2 separate regions of the Homo sapiens genome follow, and region 2 is linked to region 1. A link is an interaction called in ENCODE POLR2A ChIA-PET data of the cell type or tissue named here. Cell type or tissue: HepG2. All regions are shown on one strand. Each heading gives the region's core, and the rest is flanking DNA. Links, peaks and the distances in the headings are about the cores only.

Evidence for each region. Peaks named below come from ENCODE experiments on the same cell type or tissue, not always from the same donor. Only the 100,000 strongest peaks of a DNase experiment are listed, where the experiment ranks them.
Region 2: POLR2A ChIA-PET joins it to region 1 with 5 read pairs; 1 of 35 experiments calls an interaction of 5 or more read pairs at or near these places.

What each region holds. Positions count from the first base shown.
Region 1 is chrX:65,193,892-65,202,178 of GRCh38, forward strand. All of the region lies in intron 2 of ZC3H12B (zinc finger CCCH-type containing 12B), which reads left to right. Among named protein-coding and RNA genes, the nearest start is that of ZC3H12B, 160 kb to the left of the region's middle. RefSeq lists an enhancer at 2,525-3,025. In HepG2, for the core only: a CTCF peak has its summit at 3,309 (motif pointing left); DNase peaks (open chromatin) are centred at 1,980 and 3,250; H3K4me3 peaks cover 2,369 bases.
Region 2 is chrX:65,090,170-65,098,456 of GRCh38, forward strand. All of the region lies in intron 2 of ZC3H12B (zinc finger CCCH-type containing 12B), which reads left to right. Among named protein-coding and RNA genes, the nearest start is that of ZC3H12B, 59 kb to the left of the region's middle. In HepG2, for the core only: no CTCF peak of the experiment used is centred there; a DNase peak (open chromatin) is centred at 3,662.

The sequences.
Region 1 (8,287 bases), core at 1,192-6,191:
TCCACAGGGTGTACAAGAACCATAGTGGCTTCTGCTTCTGAGGCAGCCTCAGGGAGCTTTCAATCATGGCAGAAGGCAAATGGGGAGCCAACACTTCATGTGGCTGGAGCAAGAGGAAGAAGGGTGGAGTTGTCACATACTTTTAAACAACCAGATATCACGAGAGCAGTGGCACGGGGGTAATGCAGCCCCATGATCCTATCAACTCCCACCAGGCCCCAACCTCCAACACTGGGAATTACAATTTGACATGAGATTTGGGCAGAGACAGAGATCCAAATCATATCACCCATGGATTTTGATGTGTCACATTTCCCTTATAATTTGTTTCAAAAAATTTAATTATCTTCTTTGGGGTGGGGGGAGGGGGGAGGGATAGCATTAGGAGATATACCTAATGCTAAGTGATGAGTTAATGGGTGCAGCACTCCAGCATGGCACATGTATACATATGTAACTAACCTGCACATTGTGCACATGTACCCTAAAACTTAAAGTATAATAATAATAAAATAAAAAAATAAAAATTTATTTATTGACTCACTGATCATTCAGGGAAATATTTTGCTTAATTTCTGTGTCTGCATAGTTTCCAAACTCTTCTAGTAATTGATTTCTAGTTTTATTCCTTTGTGGTCACATAAGATAGTTGATGTAATTTTAAATTTTGTGAATGTTTTAAGACTTGGTTTTGACCTAATATATGGTCTATCCTTAAGAATTATCCATGTGCTGAGGACAATCATGTCTATTCTGCAGCCTTTGAATGAAATGTTCTGTAAATATTTGTTAGGTCTTTTTAGTCGATAGTGCAGATTAACTACAATGTTCGTTGATTTTCTGTCTGAATGATCTGTCCAGTGCTGAACTTCGGTTGTTGAAGTCTCCAGTTATTATTGTATTGTTGCCTGTCACTTTAGCCCTAATAATTTATTGCTTTATATATCTGGGTACTCCAGTGTTGGATGCATATATATTTAAAATTGTGATATCTTCTTCCTCAACGAATCCTTCATCATTATATAGTGACCGTCTTTATCTTTTTTGTAGTTTTTGTCTTGAAATTTATTTTATCTTCAATAATTGTAGCTACTCTTGCTCTTTTTTTGTTTCTATTTGTATGGAATATCTTTTTCCTTTATTTTCAGTCTAGTGTGCCTTTAAAGATGCAGTGTATTTGTTGTAGTGAACAGATCATTGGGTCTTTTTTTTTTTAATGCATTCAGCCACTCTGTCTTTTTAATGGAGAGTTTAATCAAGTTCCATTTGATGTTATTATTGATGAGTAAGGGTTTACTTCTGCTATTTTGTTATTTGTTTTCTGGTTGATTTGTGGTCTTCTTTCTTTTCTTTCTTCCTACCTGTCTCCTTTTCAGTGGAGGTGATTTTCTGTGGTGTTATGCTTTAATTTCTTACTTTTTACATTTTGCATATCTTTGTGGGTTTTTTGATTTGAGGTAACCATGAAGCTTGCAAATACCTGTAACCCATTATTTTAAATTGATGACAAATTGGCACTGATTGTATAAACCAACAAACAAGCGAAGAGAACACTAATAAAAACTCTACACTTTAACTTCATACCCTGCTTTTTAACTTTTTGTTGTTTCTATGTATATCTTATTGTACTATCTATGTATATCTTATTGTACTATCTATGTCTTGAAAAGATATTGTATTTTGTTAGGATTCCATCAGGCTGGTGGAAAAAATATTAAAGATAGTTATAGTAATAGTCAAAAGCTCTCTTGGAATGCCTGAGAGTTTGCATAGCTTCAGATTGCTTGGCTGAAAGCAGCCAGGGTCTGTTTGCAGGAGCCAGAAAGATTAGGTTGCAAGTACAAAGGAATGTGGGAAGTCTACCTTACTAACATGTTTACTTATATGGGCTTAAGACTAACACCTTTGTCCTACTGAGTTACTTTACTGCCTCCTACTCAGGGAGTTGGCAGAAGTTTATTGCCCCCAAATGCTGTTTGCTTTAGGCCTGGAACCTGGCCTTTAATCTTTACTCTCTAGTGGTGTTTACTCACAACTTTTGTTAATTAGTCTTACTGAATAAATGCAAGCCTCACTTTTTGATGAGGGCCAAGTCGAACTGTTTACAGAACTCAGCTTGGAGCCTGTAAGTGGCTCAGACCCTCAGCTAGACTGGCAGAGCAGAATATCTGTGTGTCAGCGGACTTTACTCATCCGTCGCTGAATCAAGGGCCTGCAGGAACAGCCCCTTCCCCCCACCCCCCGCAGCTAGTGCCCCCTCGAAAGGTGCGCTGCCTCAGCTGGTGCCCCATGTGAGGACAGCCAGGGGTCTGCAGAAACAGTCCCCCTGCAGTTGGAGCCCCTCGTGAGGCAAGCTGGGAAGGAAGTGTGAGGACCGCCCTCATGAGGAAAGCTATGAAGGAAGCGTGAAGGAAATGCGACTCCCCAAAAAATGAGGGTGAAAAAAGGAACTGCGGGGTCAAGTCAGTGAGTAATCAGTAAGTCATTGGTGCCCACTCGAGGTTACCAAATTCCGGGGGGGATTTTGGGTCAAGCTGAGGTTTTATCATGGGACAACAGTTATTAGCGCAACAGAAACAGTATATAAAAGTGTTGAAGCAGTTGCTTAAGGCTAGCAGAGCATCAGTTTCACAGGCTCAATTATAATGCCAGCTGTTGTAACCCAAAGCCCATGGTTCCCAGAAGAAGGACCACCAGACGTAGAACTCTGGGACCAATGGGGAGAAATCTTAAACAACATCAGGCACAAAGGCAACAGGTCCCAGTAACAGCTTTAATGTTATGGGCTTTAATTGGAGCAGCCCTAGCTCCGTTACACACACAAGAGCCTAAAAAGGGAGATGAGGAGAAAATGTCACCTGCCATATCACCTCCTCTTCCCTCAGCCCTAATATCACCAGGCCAAAATAACAAAGAGGAAACGGAGGTTTTACCGGAGCCTCCTCCTCCAATAGACAGGAAAAAAGACAGAGGATATGCTACAACTATCAGTCCCTGTCTTAAGCAGGCTGAATTAAAAGGATAGCTCTTAGCCTGCCCAGTAATGCAAGAATGGCAAAGCGATCAGGTACCTAAAGGGTTAAGAAAAGGCATTAGAAGCCAAAGCCAAGGCAGAGCAAGCAGTAAGTAAAAAAGAAAGGCTTGGCAGCAGGGAATTTCACAGAAATGGAGCCAGCAAGTGCCCCCAGGAACTCCACCCACAGGGCAGCAGCTGCAACAAAGAGCCTACTGGGGAAAGGCAAAAGGCGCGAGACAAAGTCCACCCCAGCAGAGGCGTGCACTACAGCGTCCGCCCTGGCCGGCAACAGCCACCTGGCGGCTGGGGGAGGGAGCCAGCACAGGCAAAAAATGGCACAGGAAAAAAGCTGCGCCTTTACAAACCTAAAGCAGCCGCCGCCCAGGGACCCGCCTGCTCAGCTCTCTAGCTCTGCAGGCAACCCAAGGCAAAATCTCCTGTGCTCCTTGTTTACAAGCGACATCCCAGATTATAAATATCTGCTAAAATTTAAGTAAAATGTAAGAATTTGAAAGACCTCTTTCTAATAATGGCCACTGTTGTTATCTGTCTCCAAATTCAATTTAAGTAAAACAACCTCTAAAGGGAGAGACATTACAAAAGGCCAATGAGTTAATTAAGGACTAATTAAAAGCAAACTTTGCTCCCCAGTGAGAAAAGTTTCCTAATTACAGGGTTATTCATTTTATGGGTGATATTCTACTAACAGCCCTTGGAATTTACCTATTTATGTCATTCCCCAAAAGTCTAGTAAATGTTTTACCTACAAAAATAGTTTACTCTCCCATACCTAATGTGTTAACACTGTTTACTGATGGGTCTGGTAAACATGGAAAAGCCGCAGTCTGGTGGAGACCACACAATTCAATCACTCGATCTAGGTTTACTAGCACTCAGAGAGCTGAAACTGGGGCTCTGATTCTGGTCTTGGGAACTTTTTCCACTCAGCCCATAAATATGGCTAGTGACTCTGCATATTCTGTTTATTTACTACAAAACCTTGAGACAGCACTGATTTAGTCCAGTCTGGAGCCAGCCCTGTTCACTCTTTTTCTCCAACTTCAGCAATTGCTAGATCAACGTACACATCCGTTTTTATTACACACATTCGATCCCGCAGCTCTCTGCCTGGACATTGGCTTATGGCAATGATTAAGCCGACCTTCAGGTTATGACATCACTGCTAGACCAAGCCACCCAATCGCATCAATTTTTCCACCAAAATTGGAGAAACTTATCTAAATAATTTCAACTTACCAAGAGGCTGGCAAAACAAATTATCCTACGATGCCCAGATTGCCAGCTCACATTATTATTTTTTATTGGATTATCTGACTTCCGACTCAAGACATGAATAGTTTACACATTATATTTACAGTTTTATAGCATTCTGTGTTTTTCTGTGTACTTACTATTATCAACAAGTTTTTGTACCTTCAGATGATATCTTTATTGCTGATTAACATCATTTTCCTTCAGATTGAAGAATTCCCTTTAATATTTCTTGTAGGATAGGTCCAGTGTTGATGAAATTCCTCAACGTTTTTGAGTGTGGGAAAGTCTCCATTTCTTCTTCTTGTTTGAAGAATATTTTTGGTGCATATACTATTCTGAGATAAAAGTTTTTTTCGACAGATTTTTAAATATATCATGCCACTGTCTCCTGGCCTTTAAGGTTTCTACTGAAAAGTCTGTTGCCAGATGTGCTTTTGGGATCCTTTCTTTATGTTTGACCTCCATGAGTTTGAAAATCAAATGTCTTGAGGTTGTCTTCTTTGGATTAAATTTGCTTGCTGTTCTATAACCTTCTGGAACTTGGATATTGATTTCTTTCTCTAGGTTTGGGAAGTTCTCTGTTATTATCCCTTTTAATAAAGTTTCTACACCAATCTCTCTCTCTGCCTCCTCTTCAAGACCAATAACTTTGTTTTTTCTTTTTGAGACAGTTTCACTCTGTTGCCCACACTGGAGTGCGATGGCATGATCTCAGCTCACTACAAGATCAGCCATCCAGGTTCAAACGATTCTTATGCCTCAGCCTCCTGAGTATCTGAGATTACAAGCATGCATCGTCACCTCACCCAGATAATTTTTGTATTTTTAGTAGAGATGCGGTTTGGCCATGTTGACCAGGCTGGTCTCAAACTTTTGGCCTCATGTCATCTGCCCACGTTGGCCCCCCAAAGATAAGACCAATAACTTTTAGATTTGCCCTTAAAAGGCTATTTTCTAGATCTCGTAGGCATACTTAATTGTTTTTTATTATTTTTTTTTCTTGTGTCTCCTCTGACTGTGTATTTTCAAGTAGACTGTCTTCAAGTTCAGTAATTCTTTCTTCTGCTTGATCAGTTCTGCTGTTAAGAGACTATGATGCATTCTTCAGTATTTCAACTGCATTTTTCTTCTACAGAATTTCTCTTTGATTCTTTTAAATATTTCAATCTCTTCATTAAATTTATCTGATAGAATTCTGAATTCCTTTTCTGTGTTATCTTGAATTTCATTGAGTTTCCTCAAGGCAGCTATTTATTTTTCTTCACTTTTATATTAAGTTCAGGGGTACATGAGCAGGATGTGCAGGTTTGTTACATAGGTAGACGTGTGCCATGCTGGTTTGCTGCACAGATCATCCCATCACCTAAGCATTAAGTCCATCATCCATTAGATATTCTTTCTGATGCTCTCCCTAACCCCACCTCCCCCAACAGGTCCCAGTCTGTGTTGTTCTCCACTATGTGTCCATGTGTTCTCATCATTCAGCTCCCACATATAAGTGGGAACATGCAGTGTCTGGTTTTCTGTAACTGCATTTGTTTGCTGATGATAATGGTTTCCAACTCCAACCATGTCTCCGCAAAAACATGATCTCATTTTTTTTTTTTTTTTGTAGCTGCAGTATACCATGGTGTATATGAACCACATTTGCTTTATCCAATCTATCATTGATGGACATTTAGGTTGATTCCATGTCTTTGCTATTGTGAATAGTGCTGCAATGAACATATGTGTGTGTATATCTTTATAATGGAGTGATTTATATTTCTCTGGGTATATACCCAGTAATGGCATTTCTGGGTTAAATTTCAAATGATATTTCTGCCTCTAGGTCTTCGAGGAATCACCACACTGCCTTCTACAATGGTTGAACTAATTTACACTCCCACCAATGGTGTAAAAGCATTACTTTCTCCACAACCTCTCTGGTATCTGTTATTTTTTGACTTTTTAATAGCCATTCTGACTGGTGTGAGATGGTATCTCATTGTGGTTTTGATTTCCATTTCTCTAATGATCAGTGATGTTGAGGTTCTTTTCCATATGTTTATTGGCCGCATGTATGTCTTCTTTTGAGAAGTGTCTGTGCATATCCTTTGCCCACATCTCAATGGGGTTTTTTTCTTCTTGTACATTTGTTTAAGTTCCTTGTAGACTGGATATTACACCTTTGTCAAATATACAGATTGCAAAAATTTTCTCTTATTCTGTAGGTTGTCTGTTCACTCTGATGATAGTTTCCTCTTTTTTTTTTTTTTTTTTTTTTTTGACACAGAGTATCACTGAGTTGCCCAGGCTGGAGTGTAGTGGCATCATCTCAGCTCACTGCAACCTCCACCTCCTAGGTTCAAGCGATTCTCCTACCTCAGCCTCCTGAGTAGCTGGGACTACAGGTGCACACCACCACACCAGGCTAATTTTTTTTGTATATTTAGTAGAGATGAGGATTCACCATATTGGCCAGTCTAGTCTAGAACACCTGGTCTCAGTGTATCTGCCCACCTCAGCCTCCCAAAGTGCTGTGTTTACAGGCATGAGCCACCTTGCCTGGCCTCTTATTATAGTTTCTTCTGCTGTGCAGAAGCTCTTTCATTTAATTAGATCCCATTTTTCAATTTTTGTTTTTGTTGCAATTGCTTTCGGCATTACTGTCATGGAATCTTTGATATGTGTGTATTGAACCAACCTTGCATCAAGAGGATGAAGCGGACTTGATCGTGGTGGCTAAGCATTTTGATGTGATGCTGGATTCGGTTTGCCAGTATTTTATTGAGGATTTTTGCATCGATGTTCATCAAGGATGTTGGACTTAAGTTTCTCTTTTTGTTGTATGTCTGCCAGGTTTTGGTATCAGGATGATCCTGGCTTCATAGAATGAGTAAGGGGGGAGTCCCTTTGTTTCAATTTTTTTGGAATAGTTTCAGAAGAAATAGTGCCAGCTCTTCTTCGTACCTCTGGAAAAGTTCAGCTATGAATCCTTGTGGTCCTGGGCTATTTTATTTTTTTCAGTTGGTAGGCTATTTACTACCACCTCAATTTCTGAACTCAGTATTGGTCTATTTAGGGATTCAATCTGTTCCTTGTTCAGTCTTGAGAAGGTGGGTGTGTCTAGGAATTTATCCATTTCTTCTAGATTTTCTAGTTTATGTGTATAGAGATGTCTATAATATTCTCTGATGGTTGTTTGTTTTTCCGTGTGGTCAGTGGTGCTATCCCCCTTATCATTTTTGTTTGTGTTTATTTGATACTTTTTTCTTTTATTCTTTATTAGTCTAGCTAGTGGTCTATTTTATTAATTTTTTCTTAAAAACAGCTTCTTTATTCATTGATTATTTGAAGGGATTTTTTGTGCCTCTATCTTTTTCAGTTCAGTTCTGATCTTGGTTATTTTTTTGTCTTCTGCTAGCTTTGGGGTTTGTTTAAACAGCTATTTTGAATTCTCTGTCTGAAAGATCACCTCTCTCTCTCTCTCTCTCTCTCTCTCTCTCTCTCTCTCTCCAGGATTGGTCCCTGGTGCCTTAGTTTGTTTGTTAAGGTCCTTGATATGGTTTAGCTCTGTCCCCGCCACAAATCTCATCTTGAATTGTAGTTCCCATAATCTCCACATGTTGTGGGAGGGGTCCAGTGACAGGTAATTGAATCATAGGGTTGGTTTTCTCCATGCTGTTCTCGTGACATCAAGTTCTCAGGAGATCTGATGCTTTCATAAGGGGCTTCTCCCTTCGCTCAGCTCTTATTCTTCTCCTTTTGCTGCCCTGTGAAGAGGTGCCTTCCACCATGATTGCAAGTTTCCTGAGGCCTCCTTAGCCATGCAGAACTCTGAGTCAATTAAACCTCTTTCCTTTATAAATTACTTTATAATATAATATATATTATATGTAATATATATATTACATATAATATATGTAATATATATATTTTATATAATATATATTATATGTAATATATATATTTTATATAATATGAAATATATATTATATATAATATATATTATAT
Region 2 (8,287 bases), core at 1,341-6,340, 100 kb before region 1:
AGCATCACCACAAACATGTGAGTAATGCCTTGTGCTACATTGTTGCAGTGACTGTGATGTCACCAGGGGATAGGAATTTTTCAGTTCCATTATAATTTTATTGGACCACCTTTGTGTATGTGGTCCATCATTGACTGAAACATTGTTGTGTGGTACATGGCTGTATAATATTCTAAGTGTGATATAGCTAGGCCTCTTGTCTCATATTCTGCACCCTCTACTTCTTTTGATAAATAGATGTAGGATTTTTTTTGTAACTAAGTCACACTGATGATCACATTGATTGCATCTACTAATCTTGTTTTTAAATAATCTGCTGTTTATCTAGGTTTCTTCCCTACTCTGAACATGAAACAGTTGTTCTTTTTTTCTAAACAGTTTATTTTTTAACCTAGATGGTGACTTTACATTTATACCTTGTGGTTGGCTCCAGAAGATACCCAGCCCTACTCCCTGGAACCTGTGAATGTTACCTTATATAGTAGAAGGGACTCTGCAGGTGTCCCTTTTAAGTCAAGGATCTTGAGATGGGGAGATTTTCCTTAGACAATCTGAGTGGGCCCTGTTACAATTTGGATATGTAGTCCTACCTGTATCTCATACTGAATTGTAATCCCCAGTATTGGAGGTGAGGCCTGGTGGAAGTGATTGGATCATGGAAGCAGATTTTTTATGAATGTTTTAGCACTATCCCTTTGTTGCTGTCCTTGCGTTAGTGAGTTTTCATGAGATCTGGTTGTTTAAAAAGTGTATGGCATCCCCCTGCGTCTCTCTCTTGCTCCTGATTTTGCCATGTGATGTGGCTTCTCCCATTTCACACCATGATTATAAGCTTTCTGAGGCTTTCCCAGAATCACATGCCTCTCTGCTTCTTGTACAACCTGCACAACTGTGAGCCGATGAAACCTATTTTCTTTATAAATTATCCACTCTCAGGTATTTCTTTATAGCAATGCAAGAATGGACTAATACAGCTCTATTGGTGTCATACATGTCCTTATAAGAGGGAGACAGAAGGAGATGTGTGATCAAAGACGAAGGCAATGTGGTGACTAAAACAAGATATGATACTGATGGCTTTGAAGATGGAGGAAGGGGCAAAGGAATGCAAGGAATGCAGCTCTAGAAGCCAGAAAAGTCAAGAGTATTTGGAAAGAGTGTGGCCCTATTGACACGTTGATTTTGGCCAAGTGAAACTGATTTTCAATTTCTGACTTCCAGAACAGCAGGAGAATAAGTGTTTGTTGTTTCATGCCACCAAGTTTATGGTAATTTGTTTCAGCAGCCATAGAAAACTAATACATACCTATTATGCTTCATTTTGTTATTTTTAGCCTATTATTCTAGCCTGTCAAGTTTATTTGGTTGTTTTTTAAATAAACCTTTTGTATTTTTAGATGTTGAGTACTAGCTATGGACAAGGTGTGATGTAACATGTTACTTAGAGTATCTCTACTACTCTTGATGATACTTTATGTGAATATTATTAACCTCATTTTGTAGATGAGAAAACTGAGGTTCAGAGTAAGTGGTTTGTCCAAGATCATACAAAAAAAACATCTTAGCAGTGTTCAAATACCGGTTTGTAGTTAGGAAGGTTGTGCATATGTGCATACAAGGGTTATATGGGAATTATCTGTATGTTCTGTTCAATTTTGCTATGAACCTAAAACTGCTCAAGAATTAAAGTTTATTAATTCAAATAAAACAGGGTGATATGGTTTGGATCTGTGTCCCCACCCAAATCTAATGTTCAAATGTAATCCCCAGTGTTGGAAGTGGGGCCTGGTGGGATGTGATTAGATCATGGGGGTGAATCCTTTATAATTGGTTCAGCGCCATCCCTTTGGTGCCATTATCATGATAGAGCTTTCATGAGATCTTGTTTAAAAGTGTGTAGCACCTCCTTTCTCACTTTCTCTTCATCCTGCTCTGGTCTTGTGAGGTGCCAGCTCCCCCTTTGCCTTCCATCATGATTTTAAGTTTCTTGAGATTTCCTGAGAAGCGAGCAGATGCCAGCATTATGCTTCCTGTACAGCCTGTGGAACCATGAGCTAATTAAATATCTTTTCTTTATAAATTACCCAGTGTCAGGCATTTCTTTATATGAATGAGATAATGGACTAATACAGAAAATTGGCACAGAGAAGTGGGGCATTGTTATGGAGATACCAGAAAATGTGGAAGCAATTTTGGAACCTGGTAATGGGCAAAGGTTGGAAGCATATGGAGGGCTCAGAAGAAGATAGGAAGATGAGGGAAAATTTGGAAATCCCTAAAGATTGGTTAAATGGTTGTATTCACAATGCTGACAGTGAAGGCCAGGCTCAGGAGGTCTCACCTGGAAATGAGGAACTTATTGGAAACTGAAGCAAAGGTCACTTTTGTCATGTATTAGCAAAGAGGAAGGCTGCATCATGCACAGATGTAGGGATCTGTGGAAATTTGAGCTTGGGAATGATGATTTAAAGTATCTGGCAGAAGGAATTTCTAAGCAGCAAGACATTTAAGATGTTGACAGGCTGCTTCTAACAGCCTATGCTCATATGTGTGAGCAAACAAATGACATAAAACTGGAACTTATATTTAAAAGGGAAGCAGAGTGTAAAAGTTTGGAAAATGTGCAGCCTGACCATGTGATAAAAAAGGAAAACACATTTTCTGGGGAGGAGTTCATGGCAGCTGCAGAAATTTGCATAAGTGAAAATGAGGCAATTGCTGATAACCAAGACGGTGGGAAAAAGGCCTCCAAGGCTTCAGAGACCTTTGTGGCAGCCCCTTCCTTCATAGGCCCAGAGACCTAGGAGGGAAGAATGGTTTCATGAGCCAGGCCCAGTGCCCTTCTGCCCTGCACAGCTTTGGGACACTGCTCTCTGCATCCCAGAAGCTCTAGCTCCAGCTGTGTCTCAAAAGGGCCCAGGTGCAGCTTGGGTCACTGCTCACTAGCTTGTAAGCTGTAATTGTTGGTGGCTTTCATGTGATGTTAAACCTGTGGGTGCACAGAATCCGAGTTGAGGCTTGGAAGCCCCCACCTAGATTTCAGAAGATGTATGGAAAAGCTTGGATGTCTAGGTGGAAGCCTGATGCAGGAACAAAGCCCTCATGGAGAACCTCTGCTAGGGCAGTGCAGAGGAGAAATGTGAGGTTGGAGCACCTATACAGAGTTCCCACTGGGTCACTGCCTGGTGAAGCTATGAGAAGAGGGCCACTGTCCTCCAGACTCCAGAATGGTAGATCCACCAACGGTTGCACCTTGTGCCTGGAAAAGCTACAGACACTCAACACCAACCCTTGAGAGCCGCTGTGTGGACTGAAGCCTGCAAAGCCACAGGGGCAGGGCTGTGCAAGGCCTTGAGAGCCCACCCCTTACATCAGCATGCCCTGGGTGTAAGACATGGATTCAAAGTAGATTATTTTGGAGCTTTAAAATTTAATGACTGCCCTGCTGGGTTTTGGACTTGCATGTGGCTGTAGCCCCGCCTTTTTTTGGCTGATTTATTTCTTTTGGAATAGGGATATATTTACCTAATGCTTATACCCCCATAGTATCTTTGAAATAACTAATTTGCTTTTGATTTTACAGACTCCTAGGTGGAAGGGACTAGCCTTTTGTCTCAGATGAGACTTTGGATTTTGGACTTTTGAGTTAATGCTTGAATGAGTTAATACTTTGTTGACTGTTGATAAGGGATGATTGTGTTTTGCAATGTGAGCACAGGTGATTTGGGAGGGGCCTGGGGTGGAATGGTATGGTTTGGACCTGTATCCCCACCCAAATATCATGTTGAATTTTAATCCCCAATGTTGGAGGTGGGGCCTGGTGAGAGGTGATTGGATCATGGGAGTGGATTGTTAGCACCATTCCTTTGGTGCTGTTCTCATGACAGAGTTCTCATGAGATCTGGTTGTTTGTTTAAAAATATGTGGCACCTCCCCTCTTACTCTTTCTCCTGCTCCAGCCATGAGAGGTGCCCACTCCCCCTTTGCCTTCCACCATGATTGTAACTTTCCTGAGGCCTCCCAAGAAGCTGAGCAGATGTCAGTATTATGCTTCCTGTGCGGCCTGTGGAACCATGAGCCAATTAAGCCTCTTTTTTTTTTTTTTTAATAAATTACCAAGTGTCAGGCATTTCTTTATAGCAATTCGAGTACTGACTAATACATTGGGGATGAAGATAATGAAAAATGAAACAAGTTTATACAACTGCAAAACCTATAGAGGAAGCAGTGGTTAACTCCAAGTTTGATTACAAAACCCATTATTCTTCTCAGTGTACAAATGGCTCTCAGAGTGTGGTCCAAGGACCCCCAGGAGTTCATGAGACTTCCAGGGTCCCCATGAGATCAAAACTATTTTGAATATAGGGCCTACTAAGTTATGATTTGGATTTTTAAAAAATGTTTTGATATTTCCACTCTTGGGGAAAAAACAACTGTATCTGAGCACAAATTATGGCAGTGGTACTAAACTGTACTAGCAGTTACTGTATTCTTCAATACCACACACTCACAGTAAAATTAAAAAGTCAGTTTCCATTAAAAATGTCCTTGATGAAACAATTAAAATTGTTGTAATTGTATTATATTTTGACCTGGAGTACATAGTCATTTAATATTCTTTGTGAGAAAATGGGAAGTACACATAAAGCATGTCTGCAGCATGAAGACATATGGTGGTTGCCTTGAGGAAAAAACACTTGTGTGTTTGAGTTGCAAGCCAATGTAGCCATTTTACTTATGGAATTGAACCTAAAGGAACAATTAACAGATAAACTAGTTATGCAGACTTAGGCATTTTGCAGGCATTTTTTTCTCAAAAATGAATGAAGTGAGCTTTTCATGTCAAGACAAACTGAGAATATTTATTACCAGTGATAAAATTTGAGCTTTTAAATGAAAATTACAATTTTGGGAAACTTTAATCTATCACTATGAGCTTGACAGCTTCTAAATACTTAAAAGCTGTTCTGATGAAATCAATGGTGATGTTAAGTCAAATGTTTTTATTTTGTTAGATTACAAAATGGATCTGTATTAGGAAAATCTGCATAGCTCAGTGGATCAATACAGATGACCAAACCATGATGTTACAGAATCATGAGTTTAAAAGATGCATTCAAAGTGTAAGACAAACACTTCTGATTTATGGTCTGGCATGTAAAGAGCTTGGAAGTTGTAATTTGATCCTGACAATAGATAAAAAGCTGAACAGACTGAAAAACAACAACTCTTCATAGATCTGTCAGATAATTGAGGTCTTGAGGCAAATTACTGGCCCCAAATTGGAAAGAGAGAGAGGCAAATTCAGAGGATCATGTCTTACCAGTACAGAAACCCACAAGCAGAAACCTCTGTAGGAACCAGTACTGGGTGAGGAAAACCTGAACAAAGAACTCTGCTTGGTTCTTACAATGAAGATCAAAGAGAAATACCTGTGTGCTTCTAGCAGTGGGAGGAGAAAAGTAGGTAGCCCTTTGGAAATATGTCAGAGCATTCTGTTATTCTTAACAAGTGTTCTGAAGAGCAACTGTTTTACCAGAGCCTAACTTATTGGGGTTTTATGAGTTTAACTGGAGGGAAGGACATTACCCAATTCCAGTGCCTTCTAGCCATCCTGTTTCACCTAAGGGGAGGATGAAATTGTGCAGCATTTGCAAAGTTCACAGTGCAGGGGGCCATGCTCATTAAAAGACTGAGCTCTAAATCATAGGACTGTAGAATTCTTCCCCTTCCCCTACAACTTACAACCACATCACTAAAGGCCTATTTACTGCAGTTTCTTTTAAACTGTGCATTATGTCCACCTTTCAACAAAAGATTACAAGGCATATTAAAAGACAAAAAAAATACAGTTTGAAGAGACAAAGCAAGCATCAGCACCATAGTTAGATATGGCAGAAATATTATAATTATCAGACCAGCAATTAAAAATAACTGTGATTGTGAATAGTGTTGCAATAAACATACACGTGCATGTATCTTTGTAATCGAATTATATATATTACTTGGGCACAGGGAGGGAAACAACACACACTGGGGCCTGTCGGGAGATGGGGTGGGGGGAGGGAGAGCATTAGAAAAATAGCTAATGCATGCTGGGCTTAATACTTAGGTGATGGGTTAATGATGCAGCTAACCACTATGGCACACGTTTACCTATGTAACAAACCTGCACGTCCTGCACATGTACCCCAGAACTAAAAATAAAAACAAATTAAAAAACGATGATTAATATGCTAAGGATTCTAATGGAAAAATAGACAACATGTAAGAATAGATTAGTAATGTAAGCAGAGACATGGAAATTCTAAGAATCAAAAAGAAAGGCTGGATAGAAATGAAGAATGCTTTTAATGGGCCTGTTAATAGACTGGGTATTGTTGAGAAAAGACATTCTGAGCTTGAGGATATATCAGTAGAAAACTGCAAAACTGAAAAGCAAAAAGAAGAAACATTGAAGAAAATGGGGCAGAGAATCATTTTTTGGCCTTTTGGCTAAGAAAGATCAAGTTAAAATGGAATAGAGTATCCAAGAATTTTGCCACAACTACACAAGTGAGACATTGAAGAGATTTGTAAAAGTGTAAAACAGTACCACTTTTCTCTCTAAATTTTTTTTGTAAAAAATAATCGTTTTTATATTAACATGTAAAGGGCTTATTGTTATTGAAAATATATTAATAACTAAAAATTGATCCATTATAATATGGTTACTATTGGTAGAATTCACATAAACAAAAGTTCTGTGGAGTCCTATAAACTTTTCAAGAGTGTAAGGGGATCCTGAGACCAAAAAGATTGAGAACTATTATACTATACCATGTTGCCTTATGCATCCTACTAGCCATCCAACCCAGATTTGGCAATCATGCCTCCTTTGTCCATAAGTTGTTAAAATTTTTTAGAAGAAAAGGACAAAAGTGGAGCCTTTACTGGTTTGTTCCTAGATACATTTCTCCAAGTTGACATGAATTCATTAATCCTATCCTTTCTTTGTAACCTACTAATTACAAATTCATCTAACTTTGGGGCATCTTGAAAAATATGTCAAATCTTTAACTGAACAAGATAGAGCGTATCTCTGGTGTGTGTTAGCTCTTTCAGTCTAATCAACCAAAAGAGGTTAATTTGGCATTACTAGTTTTATTGGGTTCATGCTGGCTACTACCAATTTCCTTTCTAGGTTATTCATGAATCATCTATAATAGTAATTTATTCTAGAATTTTTCTGGGCCTTCATGTTACTTTTGACATTCTATAGTTTATATAGTTGTTGGTTTTTCCCTTTCCTCCATTTTAGAAAAGGCAGAAAATGTTATATACAGTGTTCAGGTATCTCTTCTACTTTCAAAGTCCTATCAGCCATTTTATGTGTCCAAGTTTGTAATGTATCTGGTCCTGGAAATTATATTATTTTAGAATAGCTGAATATTCCTTTACTCTCTCCTCATATATCATAATGTACTTCAGTTCTCTCATAACCATATTTGTTCACACTTTCTAGTTTGATAACCATTTTTGTAGAGAAAATGAAACAAATAGAGGTTGAATAGTCCTGCTTTTTCATCTAATAACATGATAGTGTATTTTAAAAAGAGTGAGCCCATTACTTATATGGGACTTTTTGATCTGATTCTACTTTTAATAAGTCATTTTGTATTGTTATTAGCATCTTTGTAACCCTTATGTCACTCTGGGCTTTAGCCTTAATACAATTCTTAGAGTTACTGCACTGTGACTTTTGTGTTCTCATCCTTTGTCAAAAGTCCCTTCTTCCATTTTTATATATCTTTCTTTTAAATATGACTTCATTAAAGAGCTGCTTAAGGGCTGTTTGATGGGTCATATGTCTTGTTAAAACACCATTTTGTTTTTTATCAGGATCCTTTAAAATTATTTTGGGAAAATTTTGCTTTTGAAAAATGCCTTTCTTAAACTAACTCTTAGAATGTGTGTGCATCTCATTTATTAAGTACCTGATATGAATGAGGGAGAAATTTCAAACTTTTAAACTGTGACCCATAGTTATAAATGCATTTTACAGTCATGTCTTAGTACACACACACACACACACACACACACACACACACAACTGGAACAGAAGTTTAGAAAATAATGTTATTGTGTCAAATAACAATCAAGAGATATTAATAGGAACCACAAAGTAATTTGAACACAGAAAGTTATTATAAGGAATTAACAACTATAACAAAAGACTGTAGTAGTGGGAGACTGACTGATAGGGGATAAAGAGAATTCCAAAGAATACAAGAACAGGGGGATCTGG